Regions from separate parts of the Homo sapiens genome. Here region 1 is linked to region 2. Evidence: chromatin loops called from intact Hi-C (ENCODE). Cell type or tissue: heart left ventricle. All regions are shown on one strand. Links, peaks and the distances in the headings refer to the core of each region. The heading gives the core; the rest is flanking DNA.

Region 1 (5,384 bases), core at 176-5,175, 110 kb after region 2:
GCATCAATAGGAATAAGCAGGTATAAAATTGGTCTTAATGGCACCCACCATAAGACCAAAATAGAATGTATAACTTTTTGACTGCTCGGGAATACTCTGTTTGTCCAAGGGAAACAAGTGAAGAGGAAAAAAAAAAAAAGTAAAAAAGTAATACCAAAAACAAGTCTCAATATAAGGTTAGTATAATAAATGTAAATGGGTTAAACTTGCCAATCAAAAAATAGAGACTTTCATATACAAAAACTTGTACATGAATGTTCACTGAAGCATTATTCACAATAGCCATAAAGGGGAAACAACTCAAATGTCCATCAGTTGATGAATAGATGAATAAATTATGGTATATCCGTAAAGTAGAATGTTACTCAGCAGTAAAAAGAATACAATTTTGATTCATTTTACAACATGGGTGAACCTTGAAAATATTATGCTAAGTCAAAGAAAACAGTCACAAAAGACCACATATTATATGATTCTATTTACATGAAATATACAGAATAGGCAAATTTATAAAATCAGAAACTAGAGTAGTAGTTGCCTAGGACTGGAGGGCAGGAGAAACAGGGAGTGATTTTTAATGGATATAGAATTTCTTTTGGAATTGTGAAAATATTCTAAAATTAGTGGTGATGGTTGCACAACTTTGTAAATATACTAAAAATCACTGAATTTTACATTTTAAATGGGTGAACTGTGTGGTATGTGAATTATATCTCAATAAAGCTGTTAAAATGTTTAAAATGTAGGGATTCTCAGATTAGGTTTAAAAATACAAGATCTGACTCTATGTTGTCTACTTGAGACAGTCAAAATAGAAAGACACATAAATATTGAAGATAAAGGACTAGAAATATATACCAGGCAAATATGAACCTAAAAAGCTAGGATAGCAATCCTAATATCTGACAAAATATAATTTAAACCAAAAATATAGAGGATAGAGAAAGATGTTATATAGGGGTAAGAGAAACAATAGAACAAGAATGAAAATGCACCAGGATGTATGCAGTTTCAAAATACATCAAGAAAAAAAAAAACATAAAACCAACTTAAAATGAATTTTCTTATTTTTTTTTTTAAGAGACGGGGTCTTACTATATCACCCAGGCTGGTCTTGAACTCCCGGGCTTAGGTTATCCTCCCACCTCAGCCTCCTGAGTAGGTAGGACTATAGGCACACACCACTGCATCCAGCTAATGAAGTGAATATTTAAAAATACCATTCCCAGAAATTAATAAAGCAGACAAAAAATAAGCAGAGATATCAAAGTTCTGTATAATGCTATCAGTGAGCTTGACTGCGTGTATGTGAATCTACCTAAAATATAGAGAACCCACATTCTTTTTTGACGCCTGTGGAACTTTGTAAAAGATATACCATATATTAGATCATAAAGGAAGCCTCATTCAATCCAGAGGAATTTACAGATTATATTATCCAAGTAGGATGCAATGAAGTTAGAGACAAATAACAAAAATGTCTTAACACTCTAGGTCTTTGGTTAAAATTGAAATCCTAAAGGAAATTCAGAAATATTTAGAATTGAATGATAATGAAAATGCTACAATGTCAGAATTTGTGGCACACAGCTAAAACAGTATTTGGAAGAAAATGTAGAGCTTTAAGTACATTTATTATTATTACTTGGCTATTTTTTTAGCCAAAAAAGGCTAAAAATAAGAAAGACATGCAGACGTTAATGAAATGGTGAAGATGACCAAACCCTAAAACTAGTCCTTTAAATGAATTAATAAGTGGACCCCCAGAAAGATATATAACAGCTTGGGAAAAAAAGAGAAATAAAGATCTTTTTAAAAATATTATTATGAACAATCAGACAACAATAAATGTGAAAACCTAGATGAAACCTGGGGCAAAGCCTGCCGTGTATTCCCAAATGATTTCCCTTCCTTCTGGGCACACAGCCCTGTTACACTTCCCATTCTCCCATGGATTCATCTGCAGCCAGGTGCCTAAGTTCTGGCTAATGAAATGTGGGTGGCAGTTAAGTTCACCACCTCCAGGCCCAGCCTGTAAAAGCTAACCCCGCAGCGCCCCCATGCTGTCCGCAGGGAAGAATGCTGGATACAGAAGCGCCAGTGGAGGACTCTGAGCTCTTAATGCTCCCACAAGATGGGAGAGTTCTGGCTCTCAGAGCCCTTCCCCAGCCCACGACGGACAATGTCAAGAGCGGGAAATAAACTTCATTGTGTTAAGCCACTGATATTTTTGGGTTTGATTGGTATATCAATTACCTCCCTAATGTAAAATGGATATGTTTCTTAAAAAAACACCAGTATTGTTGCAAAAAGAAATCAAAAACTGGAAAAAACCTGGAATTGTAAATAAATGGAAACGGCAGTCAGTCTTATGCGTGTGCACGTGCACACACGCACATCCCAAAACCCAGGTCCATATGGTTTTACAGGTGAGTTTAAAATAGCTCATGTGGCTCACGCCTGTAATCCCAGCACTTTGGGAGGCCGAGGCAGGTGGATCACTTGAGCTCAGGAGTTCAAGACCAGCCTGGCCAACATGGTGAAACCCTGTCTCTGCAAAATATACAGAAATTAACTGGGCATGGTAGCCTGTAGTCCCAACTACTCCAGAGGCTGAGCAGAGAGGATGGCTTGAGCCTGGGAGGCAGAGGTTGCAGTGAGCTGAGATCACACCACTGCACTCCAGCCTGGAAGACAGAGCCAGACCATGTTTCAAAAAAAAAACAAAAAACTGTTTATGTGTGTGTTTTATAAGCTGTTCCTAAAAATAGCAAATTTTATTTTATAAAGCTCTATGTAAGTTTTGTCAAAGTACAATGTAAATATAGAAAAGTAAACAGTGTTTAAGCTCCATCTGAATGAATTTGTCAAGGTAAACATACCCCTATGATATAGTTTGGATATTTGTCCCTGCCTAAATCTTATGTTGAATTGTAATCCCCAGTGTTGGAGGTGGGGACTGGTGGGAGGTGTTTGGGTCATGGTGGGGGATCCCTCATAGCTTAATCTTGTTCTCAAGACAGTGAGTTCTCGTGAGATCTGGTTTTTGTAAAGCATGGTACCTCCCCACCCACTCTCTCTTGCTCCTGCTTTCACCATGCAAAGTGCCTGGTCCCCCTTCGCCTTCTGCCATGAATAAGAGCTTCCTGAGGCCTCCCCAGAAACTGAGCAGATGCTGGCCCCATGCTTGTACAGCCTGTAGAAACATGAGCCAATTAAACCTCTTTCCTTCATAAATTACCCAGTCTCAGGTATTTCTTTATAGCAGTGCAAGAATAGACGAACACAGCACATGACTAGAATCCAGAGCAAATCATCACCTGCCTCCGCCATAGGTTAGTTTTGCCTGTTTTTACATTTTATTCAAATGGCATCACATACTGTGCACTCTTTTGTGTCTGGGTTCTTTTATATTCATTATGTTTATGAAATCCATCCTTGTTGTATGTGATTGAAGTTCATTCAATCGCATTGGTTTATAGAATTTCACTGTACAGTTATACCACAATATATTTTTCCATTCTACTGTAGATGGGCAATTGGGTGGTTTCTGAGCCTAGTGTACCTCAAAATCAGATAAGGTCAATACAAAGAAGAGAAGATGAAAATCTCATTGCTTATTTCACTGATGAATGTAGGTACAAACATTCTAAATAAAAGATTAGCTAACTGAATCCGATGGTATATTTATTTTTTTAAATAATACATTATGTCAGGTAAGGTTTATCCTAGCAATGCCAAGACAGTTCAATGTCAGAAAATAAATCAATATAATTCGCTATATTAATAGACTAAATAAGAAAAATCAAATTCTATCTCGACTGGTGAATAAAATTTATTAGGTAAAGCCTAGCAAGCTGGAAATAGAAGGTCACTTTCTTAACCTAGTGAAGTTTATATAAGAAAAACCCACAACAAATATTTTTCTTAATGGAGACACTTTATTTTATTATATTATTATTATTTATTTTTTTTTTTGAGATGGAGTTTCACTCTTGTTGCCCAGGCTGGAGTGCAATGGAGCAGTCTTGGCTCACCGCAACCTCTGCCTCCCGGGTTCAAGCAATTCTCCTGCCTCAGCCTCCCAAGTAGTTAGGATTACAGGCGCCTGCCACCATGCCCGACTAATTTTTGTATTTTTAGTAGTGACAAGGTTTCATCATGTTGGCCGGACTGGTCTCGAACTCCTCACCTCAGGTGATCCACCCGCCTCGGCCTCCCAAAGTGCTAGGATTACAGGCATGAGCTGCCGTGCCCAGCAATGGAAACACTTTAAATGTTTTAATCTTCCCTGTAAAAAGACAAGGATACTACTTCAACACCACTGTCCAAAATATATTAGAGCTCTTCAACACTCTACAGAAAGAAATTGAAACAGGTACAAGGATGTAAGAGCAAAAGATAAAATTGTCAGTATTGAAGATAATTTAATCATCTACCTAGAAAAACCAACAGAGTCAATAGACAAACTGTTAGAACTGACATAGATTCAGCAAGATGCCAGATGCAAGTGCAACCTATAAAGCTGGTTTCTCATAGTGAAAAGCAGCAGGCCAGGCTGCAGGCACAGCAACACAAGGTCTCAAAACACACAGATGATGGATAAAAAACAGTGGCATTAGGTGCCAGGAATGGACTGAGGCAGGAAAAAGACAGTGTGCCTGAGAGGATGGGGCCCCTCTGCAGAGGGCCTGGGATGTCCTCCTAGGCCACAAAGATCCAGAATAGATACGTGGCTGCAGGTTGCTGAAACCCCCAACACCCCCACCCAGAACCCTCAAATATTTACCCCTTCAATAAATATTAACAACACCTCTTTCTCCCTGCACTGCCCCCCACTCTGGCCTTGAGGCTATGGGCAAGCAACTTTGGTCTCTGGACTGCCACTTCCTTATCTATAAAATGGGATGATCCCAATAAGCAACTTCCCAGGGATATTGGGTGGGTTAAATATGATAATACAGAGAAAGGATTTAGCTCATGCTTACTAAACATAAGTGAGAATAACTATTAATAAAATGATTAAGGCGCTCCCCCTGCCTTCCGTAATGCCAGCCTGCACTCCAGCAGGGCCCACCCCACTGCGGGCTGCTTCCAGTCTGCAGCTCCCTCAAGGGTTAAGTGGCTTGGCTGCGGGCCAAGGAGCAGGAGCAGGAGCAGGAATAAAGCATCAGCCCCAGCAGCAGCATCTCCCTATCTGTGAGCAATCTCCTCTGGCCCCCAGCTCAGGCCTTGGGAAATAAAAGCCCAGCCAGCTCCTGCCAGCTGCATCATAATGACTTTCCCCTTCCAGGAAGGAGATTGGGTGGGCCTTCCCCTCCTGCCTCTTTCTCCCTTCCCTAGGTTTAGGGGCTGCTGGGGACACGTGAACTGCCCCGAAGCTG
Region 2 (5,375 bases), core at 1-5,000:
TGTACTTTGACAGTGCCTTTCTCTCCCAGAGGGAGAAATAACTTTAGGAACTGAATTGTACCTTTGTCCTGTCCTTTCCCTAGGAGGCACAGACTTCGGGTTGGATTTGTCAGCAAGGAGGAAAGTTATGGAAACTTTGGCCACTTGGCTGTTCATTTTATTCTAAGTGGGATAGGGACATACCTACCTGGATTTACATGTGAGCTGCGATAGAATAGAAGTATTTATTCTGTAAAATTAGACACTGAGATGTGCTTATAACCCTGTTTCATATCTACTCCCACGACTTACTCATATTTAAGGGTTCTTTTCCATTCCTTTTGCAAATCCGAGCATGCAGGTGTCTTTATTCCAAGGGTTCAGCTTCCAGATCAGCCGATGGACCATAGGTCACGAGGAATTTCTCCCTGTCAAGCAGTGGAAAACTGCATGGGAGGCAAAATGCTCTGTTCTCCAAGAGGACCCGGAAGTAATCACATAGGAAATGATAAGGAAGACCAGGAGGAGCTCTTCGTAGTCCAGAAAGGTAGAAGTGGGAGTTGTTTACTTAATTTTACTGTCATACCATGCTATTACCTACACTCCTGTGTGCAGTGGGCATTCAGTAAATGTGTGTTGAAGGACTGGGACGTACGTGGAGGCTGCTGGACCTGGTCAGAGACTGATGTGCCTTAGCGGCAATGGTTAGAGCTTTTCAGTGCATCCCACCTCCCTGTCGCCCCCATGCTCGGCTTCCTCACATTCAGGAGCCTGACTTGGATCAGACTTGGGGCTGCACAGTGGAGCAGGTGGGTTCCCGTGTCATTAGTAATAAGGAGAGGGTTGGGGGTGGGCAGGGCTCCAGAAAGTCAGCAGTGTGCCTGGGCACCCACCCCATCCTCTACCTGCCACACCTCAGAGGGTTCCTACAGCTGCACACAAGCAGTTGAGAGTTGATGACCAGGCCCATAGGGCTCCCACAGCTGGTTCCCAGGCCAGTGAGTGCTGTGAGAATACAGTAGCACAAGTCCTTGTTCTCTGAAGAGTGGGAAGGAGAGGAGTGAGTGAAGTAGCCTGTCCCCTGCAGGTCCTCTGCGATGGCATTGTCTCGGTTCCCGCAGTGCTGCAGTGTGGAAGGGAGTGCCCCATCCTCATTACAGATGACACACTGGAGTGTGGAGGGGTCGATGACTTGTGCAGGGTCATATGGTACCTAAGGGGCAGATCTCAGACTTAAACACAATTGATGTCTAACCCCTAGACAGTCTTTTTAGTGCCCTCTGCTCTCAGTCTTGTTGCCCTAGTATCAAGCAATCTTAGACAAACATCCTGAATTCTTACAAACTTACCTCTAAACTCTGAGGATAAAGTTGCCAGTCCTTTTAATGGTCAGCCTAATCATTCTGTCAGCCTAATCGGGTAATTGCTTTTTTTAATAAATACACATAAAAACCAACTAACCCAGCTGCCTTTTTTGCAGAAATTGACAAGCTAATCTTAAAATTCACATGGAAATGCAAGGAACCCAGAATAGTCAAAACAATCTAGAGAAAAAACAAAGAGGACTCACACTTCCTGATTTCAAGATTGACCACAAAGCTACGATAATCTACACAGTGTGGTAGTGGCATAAGAATAGACACATAGATCAGTGGAATAGAGGCGAGAGTCCAGAAATAAAACATATATCCGTGGTCAATTGATTTTTGACAGTGGTGCCAGGACCATCCAGTGGGGAAAGAGCAGTCTTTTCAACAAATGGTTCTGGGACAAGTGAATATTCCATGCAAAAGAATGGGTTTGGACTTCTGCCTCACACCACATACAAAAAATCAACTCACGATGAATCAAAGACCTAAATGTAAGAGCTAAAACTACAAAACCTACTGAAACAGCTTGTAGGATAAAGAGGGAGGAGACAAAAAGAAAAATTGGAATACTAAAAAGAAAAATAGAATTATTAGACATGCTAGAATCATAGGAAAAATAGAAAAAAGAAAGGGTAGAAAGAAAACAGCTGGGCACGGTGGCTCACGCCTGTAATCCCAGCACTTTGGGAGGCCAAGGCGGGCGGATCACGAGGTCAGGAGATCGAGACCATCCTGGCTAACACGGTGAAACCCTGTCTCTACTAAAAATACAAAAAATTAGCCAGGCGTGGTGGCAGGTGCCTGTGGTCCCAGCTACTCAGGAGGCTGAGGCAGGAGAATGGCATGAACCCAGGAGGCGGAGCTTGCAGTAAGCCAAGATCGCGCCACTGCACTCTAGCCTGGGCAACAAGAGCAAGGCTGTGTCTCAAAAAAAAAAAAAAAAACAATGAATAGACAAAGAAAGATGGAAAGAGGATGTGTGTGTAACCCAGAGCAGAAGGACTTGAGGCTGACTGTGGAGTAGAAAGGAGAAGGGAGACAGAGACAAGGCAGGCAGCAGGAAGAGCTGTAGGTGTGGGAGCCAGCATCACAAAGGGTCCATCCCAGGTGACCACATCCATGCCTGCAGCACCCGGGTGGACGGCGAAGCAGTTATGCTCGTTGGCTCATGGTCACTGTTATCTGAAGATAACTGTGAGTCACATTTTCTCTGGGATTTCAAAAACTAAATAAACCTATTTATAATCCCCTCTTAACAGTATAATTTAGTTCAGTGTTTTGTGAGCCCTTTTCTGTTTCAGATCCAGTTCTTTGAGTATTGACACACCATCACAGTCTTACTGTGACACGGGCCTGTCTTGTACCAGTGTATCCAGCAGATGGCATTAGAATTCTTAAATGTCAGCTCCATACTCTTAAAACAGCACACTCCAACAGAAATAAAAAATAAATCTGTGGCGCATGCCTGTAATCCCAGCTACTTGGGAGGCTGAGGCAGGAGAATCGCTGGAGCCTGGGAGGTGGAGGTTGCCGTGAGCTGAGATTGCGCCATTGCACTTCAGCCTGGGCAACGAGTGAAACTCCGTCTCAAAATTAAAAAAAAAAAAATAAGCCCAGAGTGTCATTTTCAATTTTCTAGCAACCATATTTAAAAAGTGAAATTATAACATATTTTATTTAACTCAGCATATCCAAAATATTTCAATATGTACTCAATATATGCAAATTATTAGTGAGATCTAAAATTATTCTTCACACTAAGAATTCAAAACTCACTGTGTATCTGGTTATAGCATAATTTGGATGCTAACGTTTCATCAGGAATACTTGATCTGTATTTAGATTTTGTAAAATATGCAGTTGAAAAACACAAATTCATATCCAAGTTGTTCCAAAGATAGTTAAACATAGTAAAGTTTTTCAGTAACTGAATTGAACATCAAGTTTGAAAAAATAAAACCCAGTTCCTTAGTCATGCTAACCTTATTTCAGGTGCTCAAAGGGCCCATGCATCTAGTGCTGCTGTCCTGGACAGAGCGGCTCTAAGTGATCTGCTTTTACACGCTTTATGGTCCGACTATACATAATCCTCCCATTAGTAACTAAAGTATTGGCCAATAAATTTTTCCCAGGCATACATTAAACATTCACAATACTCTGTGGCCATGTTTAACTTGGGAGCAAGTAGTGGCAAAACCTCCTATACAAAAACGTGACCACACCTCATTCATGCCTTTGTAGAGCTAAGCAAAATGCTTTAGATCAAAAATTGCCTTGAATTATTTACGTTCATTGTAATCTCTCCTCTAGGCCTTTGTGTGTTTTGATAGAGTTCGTTTGAATTGGCTCAATAAATCATTTTATTTGCTGCAGAATTCCCAAAGAACATTCAGATCCATATACATGAGATTCCTGCTGCGTTTAGCCATACATTTGCCAGACTTGTGATGTCGTTTATTCCCTGTGAAAGCTCAAGTGCAGCCCACAGGGAGGTTTTCAGCTGACCTTGTTGTGACATGCAGATGAGGTAGTAGAGTTTAGAATTTGGAACGGGGATGGGTACTGGTCTTTACAGTTAACACAACCTGGAGTAGCCCATGCCATACTGTGTCCTTTTAAGTCAGTAAATTGAACTAAGTCGGTTATTCGGCAAGCAGTTCCTATAAAAAACTACATGGCTAAGGTGAGTGATGATCACTGAAAGGAATTCATTGACCCACTGAAAAAATGAGAGTAGATGAAACTACTGCAGTCATCCTGCCTGCCCCTGTTAGCTGGCTGAGTGAGGTGTTTTGCCCCGGTGGGCTGTGGACATTATCTTCATGTTTAAAGTGTGTGTACTGGGGGCGAGAGGCCAGGAATGATATGATGGGTGTAGGTCATTGTCTAGGAAAACTAGAAAATCCAAATGTTCAAAGGAAGTAAGGTGTTGTAGTGAAAAGCTGTCACCTGGCCTATCGATGTTCTGTTATGGTGTTTCTTAGTAAATCCCAGGCTGCATCTATATAGTCACTCATAGTAAGTGTGTGTTTGTCCAGTGGTAGGAGTGGCCAGAAATATTGCATCTGTTCCACCCTCAATTGAAACAGCTTCTTTCTCCACTGTATTTCTTTTGTTTTTGTTATTTATTTATTTATTTATTTATTTTTGGAGATGGAGTCCCGCTCTGCTGCCTAGGCTGGAGTGCAGTGGCTCACTGCAACCTCCACTCCCCGGGTTCAAGTGATTCTCCTGCCTCAGCCTCCCGAGTAGCTGGGATTACAGGCATGCACCACCACGTCCAGCTAATTTTTGTATTTTTAGTAGAAATGGGGTTTCACCCATGTTGGCCAGGCTGGTCTCGAGCTCCTGACCTCAGATGATCTATCTGCCTCATCCTCCCAAAGTGCTGGGATGACGGGTGTGAGCCACTGCACCCGGCCCTCCACTACATTTCTAATTGCCACATTCTCCCTAAGTCTGAAAGCTCACATGCTTAGTAACAGTTTGGCCAGGTTTTAAGCATTTTCTGTGGGGTGTACTGCATTCCTTCCCCCTCCCCCCCGCCTTTTTTTTTTTGGTCATTATTCCCTGCGGTTGAACAGAGCACCTCCCCGCACCCCACCCCACACCAGCCTCTCCATGCACAGCCATAGTTGTTCACGGTTTTTGAAAATCAAAAAATACAAGAGTGGACCTTGCTCCCAGCCCAGGTCTCCCAGGTTGCAAGTGAGTCTGGTAACTGTGCCACTGTCTTTGCTGGGAACCCAGGTTTTATTGCTTTTCCAAAAATAATCACCTTTTCCTTAAAAAGAAAAGGCTTTGTATCTCTGTGTCCAACTTATGATCTGCACAGGTTTCCATGGAATGTGTAATCAGTGTATACACACCATTTGGTTCTTCTTTCTTTAACATTTCTAAAACCGAGCTTCCTAGTTATTTTTAATTGTTGCCTAATAGTTCATCAGCTTAATGTACATCATTATTTCACTATAGGGAATGAAGTGGCTATAAGCATCTTTTAGTATGGTTTAACAAACATCGATC

Evidence for each region. Hi-C counts contacts between places; a loop is a spot of excess contacts. Peaks named below come from ENCODE experiments on the same cell type or tissue, not always from the same donor. Only the 100,000 strongest peaks of a DNase experiment are listed, where the experiment ranks them.
Region 1: a loop joins it to region 2, with 17 times the contacts of the local background. A loop is called at or near these places in 62 of 110 quality-filtered maps.

The regions. Positions count from the first base shown.
Region 1 is chr3:14,779,052-14,784,435 of GRCh38, forward strand. No RefSeq gene overlaps it. Among named protein-coding and RNA genes, the nearest start is that of LINC02011, 30 kb to the right of the region's middle. In heart left ventricle, for the core only: a CTCF peak has its summit at 2,069; a DNase peak (open chromatin) is centred at 2,057.
Region 2 is chr3:14,671,221-14,676,595 of GRCh38, forward strand. CCDC174 (coiled-coil domain containing 174) reads left to right here. Exons shown (of 11, transcript NM_016474.5): 11 at 1-1,435. It overlaps C3orf20 (chromosome 3 open reading frame 20), which reads left to right and starts at 3,921. Exons shown (of 17, transcript NM_032137.5): 1 at 3,921-4,032. RefSeq lists enhancers at 1-963, 898-1,107, 2,433-2,482. In heart left ventricle, for the core only: a CTCF peak has its summit at 2,713 (motif pointing right); no DNase peak of the experiment used is centred there.